2 separate regions of the Homo sapiens genome follow, and region 2 is linked to region 1. Evidence: chromatin loops called from intact Hi-C (ENCODE). Cell type or tissue: A673. All regions are shown on one strand. Each heading gives the region's core, and the rest is flanking DNA. Links, peaks and the distances in the headings are about the cores only. Region 1 overlaps SLC16A12 (solute carrier family 16 member 12). Region 2 overlaps HTR7 (5-hydroxytryptamine receptor 7).

Region 1 (12,091 bases), core at 1,938-9,937:
ATAATACTTACTCTAAATTTAGCAGAACACACTTAGTCACAAGGACAACCTCTCAATCTTACCTGAAATGTCAACAACACCAAAACTTCCCGTCTTTTACCTTCAGAGAAGAAGCTCTTACTTAGACTGCAGACGCATTCCTGTTAGGTTGGAAAAATGTTGGCAGTATTCCAATTGGGCAGGAACTGAATTCTTGAATCAGCAGGTCTCTGGTGAGAGTTTTCTTTGCAGATCAGACATTTAGTTTTATCATTACCCAAAAGAGGATTGGAGGGAGTCAGTTGTCTGAAAAATATTATCCTAGAGATATTCTAAAGGTGAGATTCCTTTCTCCCTGTGTTAATTCTTGTTCCACTATCCACTGCTCTTCATCTCTTTATAGATAATAATTAGAAATCTACTCATTGGATTATAAGTTTATTCATTCTCAAATACTCCACTTTTCTATGGTTTGGGATAATTTCTGAGTCTTCAGATTGAAGAGGGAAGGCATGGAGGGAAGAAAAAGTCCAGATCCCCCAGCTTGTTTCCAACCATTTTAAGTCCAAAGAATTATAATCCTGAATCTCACAGTGTGTCACACCTGTAATAGGAGTAAATTATGCAATCAATTTTAATTACCAGGAGTTTAAAATCCAAATGTCAAGGAACTGTTTTGACCCTGAAGGCTATTTAATCCACTGTCCCCTACAAGGCCTCACAAGTGCTGGGGGAAAAAAAACAGCAATGAGGATGATCCTGAGTTAATGTGTATGCTCCGCAAGAGAGCTTGCCTATACCTTGATTATTTCATAAAATCACATGTTAATACATTGCTTTCAGAATGAAATACTGACTTGATCTGATAGGAGAAAATGGTAATATTTCATAGTTGTTTTCCAAAGACAAATTTAAATGTTGTCTGTTATCTCCTTACTTAGTTTAAGAATTTAGTTTTGAACCCCATTGACTTTGTCATTTGCAATTTTAAAAATATTTGGGACTGGGCATGGTCGCTCACGCCTGTAATCCCAGCACTTTGGGAGGCTGAGGCGGGTGGATCATGAGGTCAGGAGATCAAGACCATCCTGGCTAACATCGTGAAACTCCGTCTCTACTAAAAATGCAAAAAATTAGCCAGGCGTGGTGGCGGGCGCCTGTAGTCCCAGCTACTCATGAGGCTGAGGCCGGACAATCGCTTGAACCCAGGAGGTGGAGGTTGCAGTGAGCCAAAATCATGCCACTGCACTCCACCCTGGGCGACAGAGCAAGACTCCATCTCAAAAAAAAAAAATTGGAAGGTATCTGTAAAATGTCAAAGTTAAGATGAAGTTATATCTGTTTGGAATAGCACTTTGCCCTAAATATCATTTCTTGAATTTTCAAGCCTAAAGATGTTTAAAAATATGAATAGTTACAAATATTCTTATACATATTTTTTATCATGATCACAACAAAATTTTGTTTATGTGGTTCTGCAATATAATTTCTGTGAAGTATTACAAGTATTTATGAAAAATAAGCATAGTGATCAGAAATTTTAAAGATTTTGTATAAAAACATTTGGGAGATTTGACTTTATACATGCATAGATTTGCATTTTACTTTCCCTTTTGAGGCAGCATTTTTAGAAAATCAGTAAGAAAAATGTACATCTTAAGGTCTACTATTTTACATTTCTACACAGAATTTTAGTGTTAATGTTCCATGTGTCTATACTGTTTATTTCAAAACTGAGAAATTCATGGGAATGATGTATTTTGTGGAATCAAGAACAAAATTATAGTGGGATAATTTTACATCTTAAATATTTCTTTCTACTACTGTAAGCTCTACTTTGGAATTATCTGAGTAGAAAATCAGAAGACATTATCTAACTTTGTAGATACACTGTATGATTGGGCTTTTTGTTCAGATTGTAATTTCATTAATAGATGAAATATTTATGCTAATATTTTCTTATTTCAAAAGCAAAATAAAATGAATTTATTGTCCTGTGTTTGGAAAGACATTTTTCCCTCGGACAAGAGGTTTGGACTGGATGGTGAGTGGGCCTGTCTGGATCATGCTAAGATGTGGTCAGCATTTTAAGATGTGTTAAATAATCAAATGATTTACAAAAACCAGAAGTCTTTATTGAGTTCTTCCAATGTGTGAGCTATTATGCCAGGCACTTCCTATGCATTGTCATTGTCGAATTTAATCCCCATAGTGACCTCTATTATTATCATTTTGTAGATGTGGAAACTGAGGCACCAGTTCCCACAGCTCAGTATCCTCTAGTGTGAAATCCTGTAAAACTGGGATGCTGCTGATGCTGAAGCCCTGTGTCCTTCCCCTGTGCCTACTTGGATTATCTTATGTGGGTTCAAGAAGCTGTTGGGAAACCGACGCTCCCTTGGACAGATAAAATCCTTTGGATTATGCTTCAGTCTTCTAATCAATATTGAAGGAAGATTCTAGATTGGAGATTTCCAAGAGTTTTCCCAAGAGGATCTATCAAAACCACTACTTTCAGGCTCAGTGGTTTAATTTGCTGTTGATTGATCCAGGCTTCTTTTGGGGAGCATTTAGGGTTGAGGGGGTGAATTGGGGAGCATATTTTGTCCCAAAAGTGAGCTAGTTCCACTGTCTGCTTTCCACATTACCAAAGTCAGGCTTTCTCAGTTAGGAGTTGAGTTCTTTTTGAATTGCCTTCACCACTGCCAGTGATAATGAAAATGGTAATGTCTATTTGACACTCCCCTTCCTGGTCCCAGTAGGTCTAATTCTGAAATTGTTTACTGAAATGAAATAGTACAAATTCAGGGTGGATATCTGAGTTTCTTTTCTCACACTTGAAAGTTTGAGTAAAAAAAAAAAAAAGTTTTTTTTTTGTTTTTTTTTTTAACTCCGTCAAGCAATAGATTTTTATATCTGTTGCCAGCGTAGCTACCAATGACAGATAACTGAGGTTTTGTCCCATAGCACGGAAAACTATTTGGTTGGGGAGTGGGAAGATATAAATAATGATAAAAGGACTGACATTTAAGACAAAACATGATGGTACTTTTCAAACATATACAAAAGTAGAATGAATAGTGTAAAGAACTTGAGGTACCTATCCCCCCACATCTACAATTATCTACCCATTATCCTCTCCCTTGAGAAGCAATTTGAAGTATATTAACATGTGGGCAGCTCATGTTTCCTTCAGCTGCCAGGGAATGCCTGAACTTGGCAAGAATAATTTGTTCCTGCTAACGGGGACATGTGTGGTTAGTATCACCTATTAATGAGCCACATCATTACTTACAAAGCTGATTGGGGCTCCTTTCTTGATATGGGCTTTGAGTGTCTCAATTGAAGATTAAAATTTTCTCCTTTTCTCCCCAGCCCCTAAGGATCTATCTACCTGAGGCCCAGGGCTGTATTAAATAAGTTAAAAGAGGCTTTTTTTTTTTTTCTCTCCTGACCCAAGAGAGTCAAACCAATGAAAAGGGATTTTGAGGTTTAGATGAGAGTGATCATTATTACTCTCATTATTGCTCTTAATTGTTTAAGGGTCAGAGGTCTTTTTGAGGGATCTGGGACCTAAGATTGGTCTAGAATTAAGTAAAAAGCAGTTTATTTTTGAGTTGAGTTGGCACTAAAAGGCTTTAGAATTAGCATTTCAAATGCAGCCCTTTTCACATTTTTCCATAAATATGTTTCTTTTGTGATGACAAGTTAGGCCTTTTCCCACTGACCAGTGTAATGATGGAAGAGTTCAAGGACCTTGTCCTACGAAAGATGAAGACCTATGTTCATTCTTGGATAGCTTATTTTTGCAACTGTGGGCAGAGCAAGGTGTGGGTATAGGTCAAGGTAGGGAAGAGTTCGGGAGTGGGAGAAAGGTTGGGGGGCAGCTTCTGTGTGGTTACCTGAGGTTCCGGCCCACGTGCAGGTGGATGAATCCAGATTTCTGACCCTAAGCTCAAACAGGGAAGAGCAAACAGCTCAAACAGCTTTCTAAAGCTCAAACAGGGAAGAGCAAAGCCTTTTTCAGAATCGCAGAACTGACAGGGCTGGTGTGAGCATTCAGTGCCCACACTGGACCTACGAAGTCTCACAGGGTGTAGTTCCTGACGTTAGGCTACATCCCCCATCTTCTACTACAATCTAGCGCCCAGTTTTTCTATCAGTTCCTTCAAGTACCAAGCCTCCCCTTTATACCCCTGACCCTGGGGCATTTTGCATATGTTGATCCCTGTGATCACTCTCTTCTCATATTTTGGGTCTCAGTTTAAATGTCACTGCCCTAGAGAGTCCATCTTTAACCACTGCCCTTATCTAAATTATACATCCCTCCCCCGCCACTACCACCCACATTCTTCATGCTCATAGCATTCTATTATTTTCCTTCAAAGAACATCTTTTAGTTATGATCATATATATTGATGTGTGTTTTTATTTTTAAATTTCATCTGCTCCACAAAACCACAGGCTTTCTGAGGATACGGATCATACTGACTCATTCACTATTTAGAGCAGTGCCTGACCCAGAGTAGGCATTCAATGAATACTTGGTCAATGAATAAATGAGTGTAAAGAACAAATAAATGAAAAAACTGCTAAGGAGAATTGTAACATTAGCGAGGGTGGGGCGGATTGAAGGGTTGGGGTGCAGGTTTGTTTGGGTGCAAATTGCTCTTGTACCCAGAACAGACAGGATACATTAGATGTTCCTAATTTGGTGTGTCAAAATAGGACACCTTGTTAGAAGTGTCACAAAAACAGTAGAAGCTCTGGAGCATTGACCATTATGGAGCAGGTTTTGGAAAGGGAATAAAAGTGGCAAAGTAAAGAGTTGATCAAAAGATATTAAATAACAAACTTTGGATTGAGGCCTGAATGTAAAAAATGATACTACTGTGTTCAACCCAGACAGGCTTAATTAAATAGCTGTTGTGCACAAATGAACGGAAACCCAAGGGAAGAGGAACTGTTCACACAAGGGAGCCCTGGAACGTTGGGAAAATGTGGATTGCACCTGCCCCAAACCTGAAAAGACAGGGTTTCAATTACAGGCACCACACAAACTGCTTTTACACAAAATATTTATGCCAGGGTTTTGCTAGGTGCAGAAGATGTTTCTGACTGAAATCTTTGTCCTGACCAGACCTATGGCTGCCCCTAACTCATAAAGCATTATTGAAAATTAGACAGTATGCTGGCAGACATTTTTAAGAGATGGTGAAAGGAGTTAATCAACCAACTATTTATCAAGCACCTCTTTGGAATCTGGAACCATGTTACATATGGTGGAGAATTAAAAATACACATAGGACCCCCTCCATGATCTCAAATTTACTACCTAATTGGTAAATTGAAACCAACTCAGGTTAGAACAACACCAAGAAGTTATTAAATGTTGACCTGAGGCTAAGGGCATGTGTAGTACTTTGAGGGTTAGGAGAGGAAGAATTCATTATGGGTTGAAGAAATTTGATTCTGGGGAATTTGAAGACAGGATTGAACAGATTGGAATCAGCCCTTACTTTTTTCAGGGCAAGAGGCTGGGAGTGAGGGAAAGAGATGTGAGGCAGCTGCTTTGTGTGGCTCCTTGAGGTTCCAGCAGGCATCTCAGGCCAGTGCAGAACCAAGCACACGTGGACATAAATGTTCCGATGACGGGTCCATAAAGGTGTCTGGGACTTTTGGGGATTGCAGTTGCCTTCTTTAAGTACAAAGCAGGGATTTTCAGGGCATGGGGTTATAATTCAATATTCATCTCTCAACTGTAAAGAGTGTCATTCTCTTCTTAAGGATCCAAAGTTTGGATCCTTAAGCACAGAAAAGAGTTTTAAAATTGACATATTATGCAGCACTGCCATCTGCTGGAATTAGCAAGAACACTTCCCAGGAGTAGGGGAATCTCCAATTGTTCAACTCCCCAAGGCCTACCTTAAAGGCACAAACATTAAAGTTTGTCATTGTTTCCTCCTCTTCCAACTCCCCCTTGCTCGTTACCCATCCCACATTTATCCTGTTCCTCTTGCAAGTATAAACACGGGGATAAAGATGCTGTGTTGCAGTTTTCAGCTTTTGGTTACCTATATCAGTTCTGTAACATAGAGTATCAAAGTTAATATGAATGATGATTTTGACTGGCTTGACTAGGGATAGCCATTGGTAAAACATAACGTAAAAAAAATTTGAAGTCCTCTGCCTTTCTCTGGAACCCAGATTGTCAGCCTTCCATTCTTGTTCCCACTGTGACCCCTACTAATGTGTTAATTTATTTGATGTGAGTTGATAAAGGAGTTAAAGTGTGAGACACAGAATCTCAAAGTTATACCAGAAGCCAAATGTTAGAAAATGTTGAAACCAAATGATACAGAAGAATGGATTCCATGTCAATTTGAAAACATAAAATATCGGATTATACTGTACAGCAAATATGACAAAGTGATTAAATTTACTTTAAATGTGTAGTGCATGTGAAATCGTGGGGATTCTATTTATTTATAACTGAAATTGCTTTCAAAGGAGAGTGGATCATGTTAAAATGAAAGTTCTTATGTAGAACTAAGAACTAAGCAACTCATAGTTGGGTTTGTGACTGAGTATGAGGATAAGAGTTAGAACTGAATTGCTCTGTTTAAGAAAAATGGAGGAACGGTTTTGAAGGGAGAAGAGACACAGGGAAACAGGCAAAGCTCAGAATCACAGAAAGAGGCAGGCATATCAATAAATGGTTGGGGATCTTTCCTTCTTTTCTTCTTTCTTTGCTCCCTCCATTCCTCTTTTTTGTTTCCTGTCTCCCCTCTCCCAATATCCCTCCCTCTCACTTCTCTCCCTTTTTCTTTCTGAAAAACAGAGATTACCTAATATTAACTTTAAAGTTGTAGATTCTTCTGTCTCCTAAGATCTTCTCAATAAAGGGTTTTTATATAGAAATGACCTGTAAGTGATTTTAGTTTTGGTGTTTTGGTTTTTATATTTGTTGTTGTTTGTTTGCTTTGGTGAGATTTGCTGGAGTTGATGTGGTATGGAAAGGAAAAGCATGTGAAGAGAGATGAAGTTACTCTTGAACAAAATTAATATTTAATAGAATTAGGGACTCGCAGCCACATTCCAAAGTCCATGGCCTGGAGGCTCAAGGCAAACTCAGGGGATGTTAAAGCGCAGGTGACCCCAGCCCTAGTTGTTACACGTGTTCCAGCGCCCTCCACCCCTCCCCATCCCCTCCCCGCCCCTTCCCTTTCCTTTTTAAATTGACAAATAAAAATCATGTATATTTATCATGTACAACATGATGTTTTAAAATATGTATACATTGTGGAATGGCCATATCAAACTATCTCCTTGCCTTCTTATTTTGCTCTCCACACTGGGTGAGGGTCTGATGCTGGTTGGTGTGTGCACAAGGGATATATCCTTCCTTCCAAGGACAAAGGACTGGGTACGTGTTCTGGCTTCTAATTGTTTACTGGTTCTTCAGTCTTCCAAAATATGTGGCTTCCTTTTTTTGAGGAATTTATTCCAAATCTTTGAATTCCAAAATCCAATTCTGGAAACAAACCCTCACTTAGATGGAGTCCGTCAGTTTCTTAGGTCATTCTCCCTGAGGTTTCAGAACAGCTTTTAATCCCAGCATCAAGAGGCAGCTAATGTACATAAATAGTTCCCTTTCCTAGTTCCTTCCAGGGAATTTCGGGGTTCTGTGTACAATAGTGTCTGGTGACCTATGATTGTAGAATGTGGGCTTGGTGTGATCCTCTAGAATCTCTCTCCTCTGGTCTGTAAAGATTTGGTCCTATCTTCCCATATCCTTCATTCCAAATTTTAAGACTATTTAGAAAGTATTATATAGTAGTTAAGTGCTAGATTCTAGAACCAGACACCCAGAGTTTGAATCCTTTTCCCACCTCTTATTAGGTATGCGACCTTGGGCTTGCTTAATGTGTCTAAATCCTAATTACTCATGTGCGAAAGGAAAGAATAAAAATGCCTATTTTAGGGGGGTTTGTAAGGATTTTACAAGATTACTACATGCCCTGCACTTAGAACAGCACCCGGCAGATATTGTGTACTATGTAAGAGTTAGCTATAACTATCATTGCATCACCGGAGTCAAGAACGCTAGTGTTCTATGTTAAGTGTTCAATCCAAGTGGCCTCAGTCTATGCTTGCCCTTCAGAGTTTGTTGTCTGTGAGGCACCTGTGTGCTCCCATTGAGGCATGGCTTTCCCAAAGCTTATTCATGTCACCTTCATTATTTCTTTAGTTACTCAGCTAGGTGCCATCATGAAAGGAGGTATTGAGAAATCCAGTTCATCACTTACAGAGGAACCCCTCAGTTCAGACAGTTTTGGGAATATATACATGGCATTTCTAGTACATTTCTAGTAATTAGATGCTGTTTTATTCCTCAAAGTGAAATACAAAATGTTGAATGAACAAATTCAACTTAGTAAATATGAAGTTTCCGAAGAAGGGGGTAGTTGTGTTTGGGGTGGGATCCAGTGTGTGTGGCTTGATCTTAGGAAAAGAGAAAGCTAAAGAAGAAGAAACCACATCCCAGTGAGGCAGGGAACTTTGGCTCAGAAGAGAAGTAGAGAGGAATGCGGAGGCTGGAGTCCTGGGAGAAAAGGGGATGTACAAGCAGAAAGAGAGGGGATGTATGAGCAGAAAGCTAAGTGATAAACTTGTTTTAAATATACACTTGCTATGTTGTTCTGAAGGGATAGAAAGAGGAAGAAAGTTAGTTTTGTGAGAAGGGGCTATCCCAATCTGTGATGGTACGTTTTATAATGTTATTTTTTGATCTGTTTAATATAGACTTTATCTATTGGTTTTCTGCTATGTTGTTAGGATTTAATTAACTGAATTTAAAGAACTCTTCTCATCCCACAACTCAATTTTTACTTAATTTGTTTTATAAGTTATACTAACATATTTAATTCTTACTCCATAAAACCTTAACTGTATCTTTTGAGTCTCTATTCTTCTGCTATGGTTTGAATGTTTTTGTCTCCTCCAAATTCATAGATTGGAAGCTTAATCTCCAATGCAACAGTATTGAGAGGTGAGGCCTAAGGAGAGATGTTCCTGAGGGCTCTGCCCACATGACTAGACTAATGGTCTTATGAAAAGGGCTTGCAGGAGTGAGTTCTTGCTCTCTTCTGCTCTTCTGCCATGTGAGGAACAGAGTTCCTCCCTTCCAGAGGGTGCAGCATTCAAGGTGACATCTTGGAAGCAGAGACCAGGCCCTCACCAGACACCAAACCTGCCAGCTCCTTGATCTTGAACTTCCAGTCTCCAGAACTGTGAGAAATAAATTTCTGCTTGTTAAAATTACTCAGTCTTAGGTATTCTATTATAGCGGCACACCAGAAACTAAGACAATTTCCCTTACCTCTCTTCCCCATTCTCTTTTCCAAATCAAATATTATAACATTGGAAAGATTTATTTCTTTATTTATTAGACAGAGTCTCACTCTTGTCGCCCAGGTTGGAGGAGTGCAATGATGTGATCTTGGCTCACTGCAACCTCTGCCTCTTGGGTTCAAGTGATTCATGTGCCTCAGCCTCCCAAGTAGCTGGGATTACAGGTAGGTGCCACCATGCCTACCTAAGTTTTGTAATTTTAGTAGAGATGGGGTTTTGCCATGTCGGCCAGACTGGTCTTGAACTCCTGCCTCAAGCAACCTGTCCGCCTTAGCCTCACAAAGTGCTGGGATTACAGGCATGCGTCACCACATCCAGCCATGTTTTGTTCTTTAATCATAATTACTCATCCAGAAAGTTGAAGAACAATAAATGACATTTATATTATGTAAACATTATTCACCTACTGCCAATTAGAGTCCTCTAATTAAATTTCTTTCACTAGATGTGTCAGTTTGATCCAAGATGGGATGTTGAACATGCAAGAAATGTAATGGAAACACCTCTGAGAAAAAACGGGAAGAGAGCAGACAGAGGCTGGGAGAGCCATCCAACTGTGATGCAGGTCTGACCCCATATGTAGGAGAGACAGAAGGAATAAAAGTTGGGTAAAAACATCTTAGATTACAGTATTGTTTTAAGGAATATTTGGCAAGGCTGGTGGGGAGTCCTTGAGTTTAAATTGCTCATCAGAGGAGTACTGCATCTCTCAGGAGAGGACATGACTTAGTAACCTTGCCACACTGGGAAGCATGGCCTCAGTGTAAATGTAGTGATAGATTTCAATGTGTAGAGATGGGACCTTCAGACAATTATAATCCTTGTAGCTAGAGATCTGAGAGGTGCTTCTCATTGCTACCACATTAGGGTTACAATGTTATTACACTTGAACTACTCAAAGGAGACTGTTCTAATTGTCAAGGCCAAATGGATTTTCATTTCTTGTAATTCACCAATTATATAAAAACATGCCACATTGTTTTATAGGTCTGTCATGTTCCTTAATCTCAGTAATGAACATATTCCATAAAGGGACTATCCTTGGGCCTGCCTGTGTTGTAGGTGATGTCACATAAGCATAGTCACATCATGGCCAGATAAACTCTGTCAATTGAGTTTGACAGACTCCAACAAATGGAGTTTGTTGCCTCCAACAAATGATTATCGGTAGAAACTGTAAAATGGGCATGAGTGCTACTGAACCAGCAGCCAGGAGAAAGAAATTATGGTCCACAAATTAGTTGTGAAACCTTAAGTCATATCACCAGTCCTGGTCTCAATCTTCATATCAATAAAGTTGGTTGGAGTAGGGATTTTCTCAAGGTCCTCCTGATTTTAAAGTTCTGTGTTGTCTACAAGGTTGTTCCTGAACTGAAGTAATCGGCATCGTTGACTCAATCTAGAAAGGAATAGTAACAGCTTATATTGCTTTTGAAACTGGCTGATAGCATGTGATCAACAGGTAAGACTATTTCTGCACCCAGAGAGGAAGCAAATATCTTTAAGAGCTCCATGACTGGGAAACCAGTTTTTCTGCCAGCTGATTTATCATTTGTTGAAAGGGCTTTTCTCAGCTTTTGTGAGTCAGGGAGCGTACCTTTAGTGCTGAATGAAGTAGTTTCCAAGAGCACCTTCAAGATTTGGAGAGGCAGCACTTCTTTTCCGGAAGGGTCAAATTACCCTGAAGAGCAATCACAGCCACTTTTCTGGGCATATTTATGAGTTTGTCTAATAGGCAACAAAACAACTTGGGCCTGGCATCATAGGATTCTTATCAGGCTTGACAGGATGAGTTCATCTAACTAAGTAGGATTTGGACCCATTTCAGAGACTTTGAGTCAGTTGATAAGGGCAGTTTTCAGAGGTAGGTGCAGGACAATATACAATTCAACTCAGGCAGCTTTTATTAGAGTATTATATACCAAGTATATGATGAGGAGTCCAAATGCAAACTGGATATTCAAGGAACTTAGGATTTCCTGGGTTAAGCCTATTAGCCTAATTAATTTTATTCCATTTATACTTACTTTTCACATGTCCATCAGTAGCTCCCAAACTTTGCTGCACAAGTTCCAACTGGGAAATCTAAAAATCATGATGCCTGGACTGCACCCCATGCCAATTAAGTCATTCTCTATGGGGCGGGACCCAGACATCCATGTTTTGTTTTAACTTTTTAGGTGATTCCAATACGTAGCCAAGTTTGAGGAACAATGCTGTAGACCTTACTACTCAAAATGTAATTAGAACAGCCACAGCATCCTCACCTAGGAGGAGCTTGTTTAAAGTGCAGAAATCTCAGGCCCCTTCTGTGTATGAACACAGCCCTGATTTATAAAAACAAGTTAACTGATGAAGCAAATAATCTTTTCTATGAACTGATGAAGCAAATAATCTTTTCTATGATTAACTGTCTGAGTAACCGCTTAATGTGAGTTCTTTTAATTATGTGGCAAGTGATAGAAGTTATGTACTTTCAGGTGGGAGAAATGGCCTGCTTTGCTAGAATATCCTAAAATATCTGAAAGGGACAAATGTGTCTACTGATAGGTCAGGACTTCAGTGCTGACTTTCTGAAATTCTTGAGTAAAGATCATTCCCTTCCTTGTTCTTCCTTAATAGATCAAACAAAATAATAATAATAATAAAAACAGAATTAAGTAAAACAAAAGATTTTTAAAAATTAATACGTGAGATA
Region 2 (12,091 bases), core at 2,608-10,607, 1.4 Mb before region 1:
GGACTCAGACTGGCTTCCTTGCTCCTCACCTTGCAGATAGCCTATTGTGGGATTTCGCCTTGTGATCGTGTGTGTCAATACTCCTTAATAAACTCCCCTTCATATATACAGCCATCCTATTAGTTCTGCCCCTCTAGAGAACCCTGACTAATACAGTGTCTTAGTTGAGGTACATTGTACACTTGTCTGTAATTCCAAGGTGATCTTTTTTTTTTTTTTTGAGCTTTCTTAAAAATTGTTTTTTTAAAAATAATATTAAATTTATTTTCACTATCTATACTAAATATATATATATATAATTAGAAATATTGATGTACTACTATAAGTAATTTCCCAATATTAAACTCTTCTTGCATTCCTGGAATTATCCTCTTCTATGGTTATTAATGATTCCTTTAGTTGATTTTCAAGTTCTGCCCGTATGTTATTGTGATTTTCACCTCTCTACCCTATCATAATTATGATTATTGGAGATTTGTGTATCTTCTTTTCAGAAATGTCTATGTAAGCCCTTTGCCCATTTTTAAATTGGGTTATTTGCTTTTTTCTTGTTGAGTTGTAGAAGTTCTTATCCGGAATATATTCTGGATATTAATTCTATTGAATAAATGATTTGAAAATATTTTCTCTCATTCCATGGGTTGCCTTTGCACCCTCTTGATTGTTTTCTTTGATTCACAGATGTTTTAAAGTTCTGTTTCTTCACATTTGTTAATTTTTTGCTTTTGCTGCCTGTGCTTTGGTGTCATATCCAAGAAGTCATTGTCAAATCCAATGTTATGAAGCTTTTCTTTATGTTTTCTTTTAGGAGTTTTATAGTTTTAGGGCTTATATTTAGGTCTTCAGTTCATTTTTTTTGTCGTTAATTTTCACATGTGGTATAAGGTAAGGCTCCAACTGTATTCTTTTGCATGTGGATATATGGTTTTCTCAGCACCAGTTGTTGAAATACTGTTCTTTCTCCATTCTGATAAGTTCTGATAAATCCATTTTAAGGGTTTATCAGAACCCTTATTAGATAAGCCTTTCCATTTTAGATGTAAAAATGGAAAGCTGAAAGTATATTTTCAATGTAATGATATTTTCAACTTATGATAGTTTTATCCACATGTAACCCCATTGTAAGTTGAGGAGCATACCGAATGGTAAAGTTGAAAAATGGTAAGTCAAGCCGTAGTTAGTTAGGGACCATCCATAATCTCTTTACAACTTATAAAAAAGCTCTCTTGTGTATATATATAATGTACAGTTGAAATATATATATTTAAAAGTGTAACCATTGAAAAATCCTATGAAAAAGATATGTTTATAATATGCTATAAATCAAGAATTATGATTAATTCCTGCTGGTATAGCTGCAGCCAAAAAAAACCAAACCAAAAACAAAACAAAAAAACCCCAACAAAACAATGAAAACCCACAAACAAACCCAAAAGAGTCCTATTACAGGCTGTATTCTTCATTTACCCAATTAGACGCTGAAGGCTTTAGAACTATAAACTTGTTGTTATCTTATTTTTAACTCGCACTACTTTGCCTTATACATGGGTGATGTTGGACTGGAAGGCAAGAAATTTGAAAATTTGATTCATGGATTCATAATTATGTTTTTGTCATTCAGAGATTGTATAATGAACTTGTGTGAACAGTTTTTAAAATTTTTCATGTTTTTGATAAAGTGGCTTCATACTCTGTTTTATTTCATCCTTGCAACAGAGTCACCTAATCTTTCTGCGTGGTAAATGCTTCTGAAAACGAGGAGTTTGAGCCACAAGATTTTCTGCTCTTTTTACTGCTCTTTAATTTCCTGATGTCTTTTTGTAGTATACTGAAAACAGATTTGGAGATTTCCCAGGTAAATCCCAAAGAACTGTAAGAAACAGCTGTGCCTAGATATTTCATACTTGAGGAGCCAAAACCCCTGTCAAATAATGGAATAATTTTCATGTTTGTGAGAAATTGTTAAGAAAGATGATAGTGATAAAATGGAAAATTATTCAGCTTCAACTTACTAGAAATTGTAATCGTATCCAAGTGAAATAAAACACTTGGAGGGATCATAAACACAATTAACCTTAAAAATTCTTCTCTGGGCTCATTTGACATAGTATATGTGTTTATTCTAAGTGCAATTTTGGGGGCTATGACATTTTAATTTAGGCTAGCCTTGCCATTGCCCGCTCCTCTTCCCCCTTCAATGCACACAAACTAAAATGCTTACATACACCTGGGGCACTCATCTTTTTTGAACATTTTCAATCTCCTACCTCTGAATCTTTCTGTGGTCTTTTACACTTAGTCCTCTTGTTGAATTCTGTTCAGTGTTCAATGTGCAACTTCAGTATTAGGTTATCCATATAACCTTTCTTTAACTTCCCAGTTGAAATTACTCACCCCCAATCTAACTCCCCCTCACTGCTTTAGGTATTGTGTATAATATACATTATTTATGTGTACATACACACATACACTTTGATGGCACTTTCCACATTTGTCTCATTCTAAATATATATATATATCTGTATTCTCTAAATGTAAACCTTCTTGTGTTCAGGTATTTGATAATTTTTTTGAGTTTGTGTCCCACCTAGAAATTATAACAGTTACTGGCCCATGGTAATTTCTCACAATAGAGAAGGGCTTAGGACAAAGTTTTCTGAACCCTGCCCCTTTTCAAAATGAAATATATATGTAGGATTGATAAAAATATATGGAAGAGATGAAGGGGAGTGTTTTATTTGTATGAATTTATTAGTTCAAATTTGTGAGATTTGATTCTTACTGCCATTCAAAAGAGCAATGAGGCTGATTTAACAAACTTCCTGTGAAATTGTTGTTTATGGAAGACAGTTGTAGTCACATCAGTCTAAGCATCCAATGTAATTTTCTCTCTCTCTTACTCTCTTTTTCTGTCTTTTCCTCTCCCTCAATCTCCCTTTCTCTCTCTCTCTCTGCATAATATTGAGAAAATCTAGATTTACATGGATGAGTAGTTACAAATGGCAGTATTTTTTAAAATAGCTTGCTCTTTAGTGTAACTGATACAGTATTTTTAAATAGCTTCTTCTTCAATTTAACTGAAACAGTAGCTCAAAAGGCTAGGAAATGCTTGTTTCAAATTAAAATCACAGCAAGTAACAAGTGCATGCAGTTATTAATTGTTAAATGTTCAGTTTAGAGAGTCAATTAACGGATTCATCAGCTAGTTTAATTTGTCACCGTTTGGCAGAAAATACCATATGAATGTATCCTGTCACTTAATTGAGTGGAACACACAAATGCCAGAGGATTGTATTCACTTGTATGATTTTATGTGAATAGACATATACAGGTCTGAATTAAAAGAACAAATCAAAACAGAAAAAGACCTGCAGTCTTGTTAATCGGTGTCACATTTTTAAGGAGTTCAAATATATCCACTGCAAAGTTTTATTTTGAGGGCTCCAGAAAAAAGCAAAGTTAACCAGGCAGCACAAATTAAGTCATTTGGGGTCTCCCTTGTATTAAAATTTGATAAAGAACTCAAGTGTGGGTAATACTTTTTATTCCAGTTTTAAAAATGATTAATATGTTTAGCAATGAAACTTGAATCAAATGTTTGCTGAACCCTGGAAACACATTTTCATTCCACATGACTAGGATAAAAGGATGTTAGCACTGGGAAGGTACATTGTGTCTAACTCTTTCATTTTTCTAGATTTGAACTGCGATGATGTATATGAAAGTTTCCAGTACAATGTGTAGGGTGTGCACTAAGTAGATATTTTCTTGAAAAAATGAAATGAAATAATGAAATGAATGAATCTTTATGGAACGCTTTTTGCATGCTAGGCACTCTGCTCATAACAAACCCAGGATGGTACTATTATTATTTCCATTTTACAGATAAGAAAACTGAGGCATAAAGAGATTACATAATATGTTCAAGGTCACCCAGCTTATCCACTGCAGAACATGGATTTGAAATCTGGCGCTCTGGACCTCCCCAAATCCAAATGTTTAGCCACCACAGACAGTATACCATCATAATGCATTCAGCAAGTGCAGTGCTTTCCCTAGTGATTTTTTTTTGTTTGATTGTGGCTGATTTTATGCAATCACGAAAGGCTGATCTTTCTGTTTTGTTTATCATTTTCATAGAACTATGATGATTCTTAATTGTCTGTTAACCTTCAGCAGTACATTTGCTAACAGCATTTAAAGAAACAGATCATGTCTCGGCACTTGGATTTATAAAGAACATTTGATTTTCCCAGTGAACCTTTCCACCTTCTTTTCAGTTCAGGCAGATGCACTGATGTGTGTGTGGCATATCCCTCCTGACACAGTTTTATTGTGGGCAGAAGAGAAAAAAATAGCATTTAAAACCAGAGACCTTGTTATTTTTTCTTCTTTACACTTCAATGATTGTTGATTTTGTGTCTTGAGAAGACTAGTTGTGAAGACCATGTAGGCAAAAAAAATCACAAAAGAGTCAAAGCAGAGGCCTTGAGAATTGCTTGAGAATTTATGCTACTTTCAGGAGCTTTTTGTGGTATAACAATGCAGAGCATAGAAGGAGGAAGGAAATGGTATTTGTTTCAAAGGATCATTATTTACTTCTGGTTTCAGTAGTCAGTTAGCCAGTAGATATACTGAGAAACTTAAGAAAGTCCCCATCATCTCTGTTGAAGAAGGATAAGTTGGTGCACGATGACAATATAACATTATATTGCATCATAGTGTTATGGATCAAGTGCTAGGGGATCGCGATAATGGGAGTAAGTAGCTGGGGTGGGGTGCAGATAGGAAGGACCTTACAGTAGAGGTGACACTTGAGCAAGGTCTTAAGGGATAAATAGGAGTTTGCTAGGCTATGAAGTGGGGACTAGAAGTGCAGACACTTTCTGTCTTCTCCACTTTGGCCTGTTACTCTATTTCCCTGAATTTTTTCATCAACCTCCTCTCTTCTGTTTTTCTTTGCTTTTTGTCAAAGGGGAAAAGTAACTAAACATGACTAACTGAAATAAAATGCTCCTTTATTTTTCTTGTTTTTCTAAGAGGTCTTATATGAAGTACATTCAAAATTTTTGTTTTGTTTTACTCTAAACAAAGTATAGGTAGAGCCATTGTTTAATCTTATGTCATACTGATACATTGATATCACAATTAGCTAATATTTAGTAAAAGAATGTGCAAAGAGAGTTGAGTTCCAGTAGCTGTAGGGATTAGGAATAACCATTTTCTTTTAAGCTTTATATCTGGATCCATTCTAATTCTTGGTCTCCGAATGATTGATCTTATTTGCTTTAACAAGTTTAGTGCAGTTATTTGTAGATGTATATATGTAGGCCTTTCCTGTAAGAAGTTGAGATCATCCCTATTGTATTGTGACCATAATCATGGATTTTCCAGAAGAGCTCCGTTTAAAGTGTTCTTTGGTAATTCCTTAAAAATACCAAAGCTGGATCTATTTTGGGCTTGGAATACTGTTTATGTACTAGGTGTTTCGTTTTTGGTAAATCTGGGGGGTTATCAGATCAGCTGTCAGAGGTCTGCAGAATGATGGCAAAGCACCTACATGAAGATGTTTACCTGAGTTACCCAGGTAATTGCTATAATCCCTTGCTGGCTGTCAACCATTCCATAATGGCAGTCTTCCTTGCCAGGCCTTTCTCCACTAGATGGTGCTAACACCCACTGTTGCAGCTCCGGCTCAGGGTAAGGGTAATTTAATAATCAAAGGCAAATCATTTATTTAATATCTATTTAACACTTACGAACCGGACCCTACAGGGGTTGTGAGTAGTGGGTTACGAAGACAACTAGGCCTCAGATCCTGACTTTGGGAGAATATACTCTTATTGTTATACAGAAATAGCAAGGGAGCAAGCGGAAGAGGTCATAAGAGAGGCAGTCTAATAAAGTGGTTTAACATGCGCATTCTGGAGACAGAGTCCCTGGTTTCACATCCCAGCTTGTTCATTTGCTAGTTTACTAGCTAAATTACTTCACTTCTTTGTGCCTCAGCTTTGTCATCTGTAAAATGTGAATAGTAATATTCACATTTCATTTACAATTCCTCATTCATTTACAATTTCTCATCTCTAAAATATGAATGATAATATTACCTCCTTCATATGGCTGGTGTGAGGATTACATGAGTTAAATATGTAAAGCACTTAGCACTATAGCTGACGTAAATCCCCACCCACAGCTACCAGCACGTAAGTCCAGTGAAGGTAGTGAGCTTTGTCTTATTATTTTTTTTATTTTTATTTTTTTTGAGATGGAGTCTTGCTCCATAACCCAGGCTGGAGTGCAGTGGCGTGATCCCATCTCCCTCACTGCAACCTCTGCCTCCTGGGTTCAAGTGATTCTCCTGTCTCTGTCTCCCGAGTAGCTGGGAGTACAGGTGCGTGCCACCACACACAGCTAATTTTTGTATTTTTAATAGAGACGGGGTTTCACCATATTGCCCAGGATGGTCTTGAACTCCTGACCTTGTGATCCACCCACCTTGGCCTCCCAAAGTGCTGGGATTACAGGCGTGACCCACTGTGCCCAGCGGTTTGTCTTATTATTTACTGATGTATCCCCAGTGTGTCTGGCACATAGTAGGCCCTCCTCTTTAGTAAATATGTTGAATGAATAAGGCACGGTTAGAGGATGGCTTTGTGAATCTACCTGAGTGAGTGATGTGTGGAAGTAAGGGTCTAACAGGAGCTCAGAAGCTTTCTAGTTTACTCACTTTCTTCTAGATTTCTGTCCTACTCATTCTAAAGAGGTATCTTATTATTAAAGTATGCCATTTTCCTAAGAAGATCTTCCTGAGAAAATGCAGTAACGCAGACGATGATTTTTTCCCACGTATTGTGCCAGAGAGGAAGGCGTCCATGAAGACCTTTCATGCCTTGGGCACCTCTTACATGGGGCTGGTCTCCTGGAGGTATCACCACTCATCCTGTCTGATTCTCCCTCTTGCCCTCTTGCTTTCTCTCTACATTGAACAAACATCTTGAAGGCAAATGTCAAGACAAGGAATAGGAAGAGCTTAATTTGTCACGTTGAGTACCGCTGTGTGTAGAACTGCAATTTGCATTTTAATGTCCTGCTTATTCCTGAAAAATGGCATTTTACAGATTTCCTGTATTATTCATGAATTTTAAGCTTTGTAGTTTAAAAATAAAAATTCAGGTAATAACCAAGAATAAGAGAAGTTAAACTCTGTCAGGTTTTCTTACTCTTCCCTGGTCTCATGACTTTTCCATCTATTTAAGCATTTCATAGCCTATTCTTATGTTGGTTCTTAGATATTAGGAACAAATACACGTGGAAGTGTTAGCTCAGGCACCACATCTGGCTTCCTCGTTAGCTTCAAATTCCCCAAAATACATATGTGGGAAAAAAAATCAGTGGCCTGCATAGAGAACCATGAACACATACCTAGCAGCAGGGGAGAACCACAGCATTTTCCTGATAATGAAGTGGATGAACCATCCTTAGCCAAGGCCTGCCGTGGGCCACTTGGCATTTACTGAGTGTTAGGGCACCCCGATGGTTATCCTCTGTGTTGGGATGTGTGAGGTTTATAATATTGAGTAAAGATCAGGTGTTAATCTGCCTGCTCTTCTAAATTATGTGTTTTTAATGAAAACACAGGTTGGCCCAGGTTAGAGATAAACCCGACATATGTGCTGAGGAAGTTCCATCCCAAGAAATGCTTGGAATGAGCAGTATTTAAGAAGGAAGCCAGGTGGTATGAAAGCACCTTGTAGAAAGGCCACATCCCAGTGGTCACATGAACACAGGTGAGAAATCACACTTCAGGGGCAGATACATTCCCAGGTCGGGTTGCTCAGCTGGCAGTACCATGGCTGCTTTCCAGCTCTCCCAAGAAGGGGCGTCAAGGCCACAAGACTTTGTGGATTGCTGTATTCTTGGCCCAATTCTTGTCATCAGGTGTTGTGGTGCGTTCTGAGAAGGAGTAAGAATTGTTGGGGAAAAAAATCAGCATAGTTTTGAGGACTAAAGTAAAGTATAAGAATGAACCATAGTATTTCTTAAAATACATCACAAAATCAAGGTTGGAGTTCTGGACGCTCAGTACTGGTTCTTGGCTGAAATGGCTATTGCCACAGGCAGTGTTAAGATTGGTGGGGGAATGCAGAAGTGCAGTTGGTTATTCATATGTATTTAGTGCCTGTGCACCAGGTACTGAGTCATGTGTTATATGGAGAAGTGTGTGTGTCTGGGGGCAGTGGAGGTGAGGAGGCAGATAGACAGACATTACGAAGGTATCAAAGGAATTTACATATAGGGTTTGAAAATCCCCTAGACTCTACTTCGCTTTCACCGAGAAGACAGAGTTCAAAATACATGTCTCTGCCACTTCTTTAATTAGATTGTCAATTAGATATTTAGGCCTTTCTGAGTGATCAAACACTTTTGATGTTTCTAGCTGCCTCTGATGTTTATGGGACAGGTACAGTTTTTGCTACGGTTTTCTGCATGTTTCATTCATTCATTTATTCATCCAACCAATATTTATTTAATGCTTATGTCATATCAACCATTGTACCAGGGTTTGGGTTTATTGCTGACCTGAACAATGAAAAACACAGTTCTTGTGCTAATGCGTCTTATATTACTGGGAATCCAGACAAATCAGCAGGTCACTTATAGCCTCCTGCAGCGGATGATGAGGTGATTCCCTGAGAACTCAGAGCAGGGAGCTCAGTGAGATCAGAGAGTCTTTCTGGAGGACACGGCATCCTAGCTGATATCTAAAAAATGAGTAAGTCTTAGCCTGAAGAAGTCTATGGAATGTTCTCAGCAGAGGAGCAGCCTGTGCAATGGTGGAAGCTTGAGCCTTTTCCAGAGTGGTTGACAACGTGAATAGGAGTTAAGAAACTGGGAAGTAATATAGAACTGTATGTTCTGGAACTAATGATGCCAAGTCATGTGGTCAGCTATTACACATTGTTCTGGATCAAGGTGAGAATCATTAGGCTTTCTCCCGACTGCCTGTCTTAGAGAGTGTGTTGGCTCCACATAGGATAAAGTGAAAGAAGGTAGTAAAGTCAATTCACATTAATCCCCATTCCTTAAGCAAACCTCTTGGCTTCCTGACATTATACTGATATTGGCTCAGTTGTAATTCATTTATTATATATACTACTGCATTTATGATAATATTGGGTGAATGTTTTTAAAAAAACTAGATAGTAGTAGAATTTGTTTTTATGGCTTCCATTTATTGAGGATGACCTATGTGCTGGCATTGTACCAAGGTTTTTAAAAGGGTTCATATTTAAACCCTGACATAGTCCTGTAGGGGAGGAATTATTATATTTCCATTGTGCAGATGAGGGCCAGACAGTCCAAGAGATGAAGTGGCCTGCTCTGGGATGCTTGCCTAAGAAGGATTAGAGCAGGGTTCAAACCTAGGCTAAGAGGATAGGCACAGAACCCCAATACTTGAGCTTCAGAGAAAGAACACAGAGGTATTTAGCACATGATGAAAGGAGAGTTATTAATGGATCTTTTCAGAGTCCTATATAATTAATTTTAAGATAACGAAAGGATTTTAAGAGATAAATGGTTAAATCTCCTCAGCTGGCTGGCAGCTGGCTGGCATCATGATTAGAGAGTTTTGTATGTGGTGTATTTTGTGACAGATAATGTATAAAATGTTATACTATTCCACATCATCTACTTAATATGACTTGTTTTAGTAAGAATGTAATTAATCCCCATCTTTCTTTGTATAATTGTATTGTAGCTGTCAAGAACTAAATGTTCTAGAAATTTTGCTTGAAGTCATAGAATAAAAAGGATAATTATATAGTAACCTTTCCCCGGTGGACCAACCTAGTTGGAAAAAGTAATGGTGAAGAGCCATAGCTACACCATGAGTGGAGCATGAGAAAAGAAGACCCAGGCAGAGGTGAACTGTGTATTAGTGGGGACTCCAAAGTACAGCAGAAACATCACAGTAATTGAAGCAGGTGACAAGGAGAGGCAAACATAAACCATTCAAGTAATGGGGTGGAGAAAATACTGAGTAAAATTTTAACATGAAATTAAAATCCAGTTTATTTCTAGTAGCATTATGGATGGATCAAATATTCTAAAAAGCCTATCTCTAAAAAGCAAAACACTAAAAAGCCTGGATAAAATTTTAAAAATACATACCATTTTAATTGCATGGCTGAGCTGGCAAGAAAGTAAGAGGAATCCTTAGAGATATGAAATGGAGAGAAAGCAAGGGGCCCAAGAGGTAAACCAGTATAGAAGCTATTAGCTTCCATTGGGGATAGGTGCTGATTTCTGGCGACCCAGAACTTTGAATATAAAGGCTGCATTCTGGAGGCAGGAAATAAACACAGGGCTTTTACAAAGTGGGGAGTAAGACTGAAGCTGCCACCAAATCTAGGGCTTTTAAAAACATGACCCAGGGGAGGAAAATTTGCCAGGGAAATTTGCCTTTTCAACTTGGGCACTGGTAGTGGGAAGTCTTTCTTGAGAATCTGTAATTATAGCAGGCACTCATGGGGCTAGGGGCTAAGTTCATCCTTCTCCTGAGGTCCAGAAAAAAATAGAGAAATAAAAACACTTCAAACTGGAATTTAATTTAAAGGGGTCCTGGACTGACAGCACTGCTGGCCTGACAGAAGTAGATGCAAATGGTAATTGGAGAAACAGACCCTTATTACAGGCCTTAGAGAATTCCCACAGTTCCAGTCCCAGTAAGCTCCTAGTCACCAAATCATAAAACTTATCAGGAAACAAGGCACTTCCACCAAAAACTATACACAGCACAATGGATCTGCAGACTTGACAGGTTAGAATTATCAAATACCAAACATAAAATAGCCATGTTCACTGTTTTAAATATATAAAAGATGGAATCAATGGTATGAGCAAGAAAGAAGCAAACAAACAAAAAACACCTCAAAAATGAAGCGGATTTGTGGGAAAGGAGAAAAAGGCCCCAGAATGAGTGGCATTAGAAAATATTAGAAAATTGTACATGTCAATGAACACTTGCGGAGCCTCAGAAGCATCTCCATGGATCAGGGGTTTACCTTGTTTTGGAAGATCTTTGTTGAGTCTTTTGCACCATTTAAGAGCACAATTATTTATTTATTTATTTATCAGAATGCCTTTCCTCTGGAAGAATCTAGGTGATCTCATTCCTTGAAGTATAGGAAAGGTGATGGGGCATGATTCTAGCAGGTTTGATTGCTCAAGGAAGTCAGGAATTCCAAAGATGTTTTGAAGAGATTTAACTTCATCATTGCCATCATCATCATCATCATCATCCCCATTTATACTTATTAGGGGCATACTATGTATCATGCATTGTATTGAAAATATAATATGGATTATTTTACTTAAACTTATTATAATCTTATTACATAATTACTATTAGTAGCCCTATGTTACAAGTGCGATAATTAAGCCTTAGCGGGGGTCAATGGTTTGCTCAAGATTAAGCCTTCTGAGCACACATTTCTGAATGTTGTTGCCTCTGGAAGCTGCTCAGTGTCCTCTCTTTGAAGCAGAGCAGCCAGTGTCGTATCCTGAGGAGTCTGGGGCATTGAGTGCAGTCTCTCGCCCATGTCTGTGGAATTGGAGGTGCCATGAACTCTGCTAGGGTGGTATCAAGGAGTGGAGCTCTCTCACCTGTATTTGTGATGTCCCATGCATGACAGGCCTCCCAAGGCAGGAGCCAGCAGAGCCAGAGGCCAATGCTTGGTCCTGGAGTCCAGCCTGATCCAACCCAGGCAGAGAAGTGAGAGAGTCAAGGTCTGCAGTCAAAGGAGAAAGTGCCCAAAGCAAGGAAGAAAGGCTGGGGGCTTGGAGAAAGCCTTGAGTAAGGTACCAATTGTGGTTTGACTGCTGCCTGTGCTTACTATGGCCACAGGCAGGGTTATGCCGTTAACTAAATTGTAATGGGCAAAGAACAGTGGCTAGAGGGCTTTTTCCAGCTAAATCTAGATTTTGATGTAGAAAATCTGAAGCATGAATATTTCTTTAAGTTGATGGGGAAGGACTTTAGTTCTGATTCTCTGCCTAAGATAAATAAACGAAGAAGCTTTATTAT

The links. Peaks named below come from ENCODE experiments on the same cell type or tissue, not always from the same donor. Only the 100,000 strongest peaks of a DNase experiment are listed, where the experiment ranks them.
Region 2: it touches region 1 in a loop (9-fold over the local background); 4 of 110 quality-filtered maps call a loop at or near these places.

The regions. Positions count from the first base shown.
Region 1 is chr10:89,420,186-89,432,276 of GRCh38, reverse strand. SLC16A12 (solute carrier family 16 member 12) reads left to right here. Exons shown (of 8, transcript NM_213606.4): 8 at 1-1,978. It overlaps IFIT5 (interferon induced protein with tetratricopeptide repeats 5), which reads right to left. Exons shown (of 2, transcript NM_012420.3): 2 at 11,280-12,091. Among named protein-coding and RNA genes, the nearest start is that of IFIT5, 12 kb to the right of the region's middle. RefSeq lists an enhancer at 9,063-10,262. In A673, for the core only: a CTCF peak has its summit at 5,840 (motif pointing left); a DNase peak (open chromatin) is centred at 5,826.
Region 2 is chr10:90,781,666-90,793,756 of GRCh38, reverse strand. All of the region lies in intron 1 of HTR7 (5-hydroxytryptamine receptor 7), which reads left to right. Among named protein-coding and RNA genes, the nearest start is that of HTR7, 70 kb to the left of the region's middle. In A673, for the core only: CTCF peaks have their summits at 5,464 and 5,670 (motif pointing right); no DNase peak of the experiment used is centred there; H3K27me3 peaks cover 6,122 bases.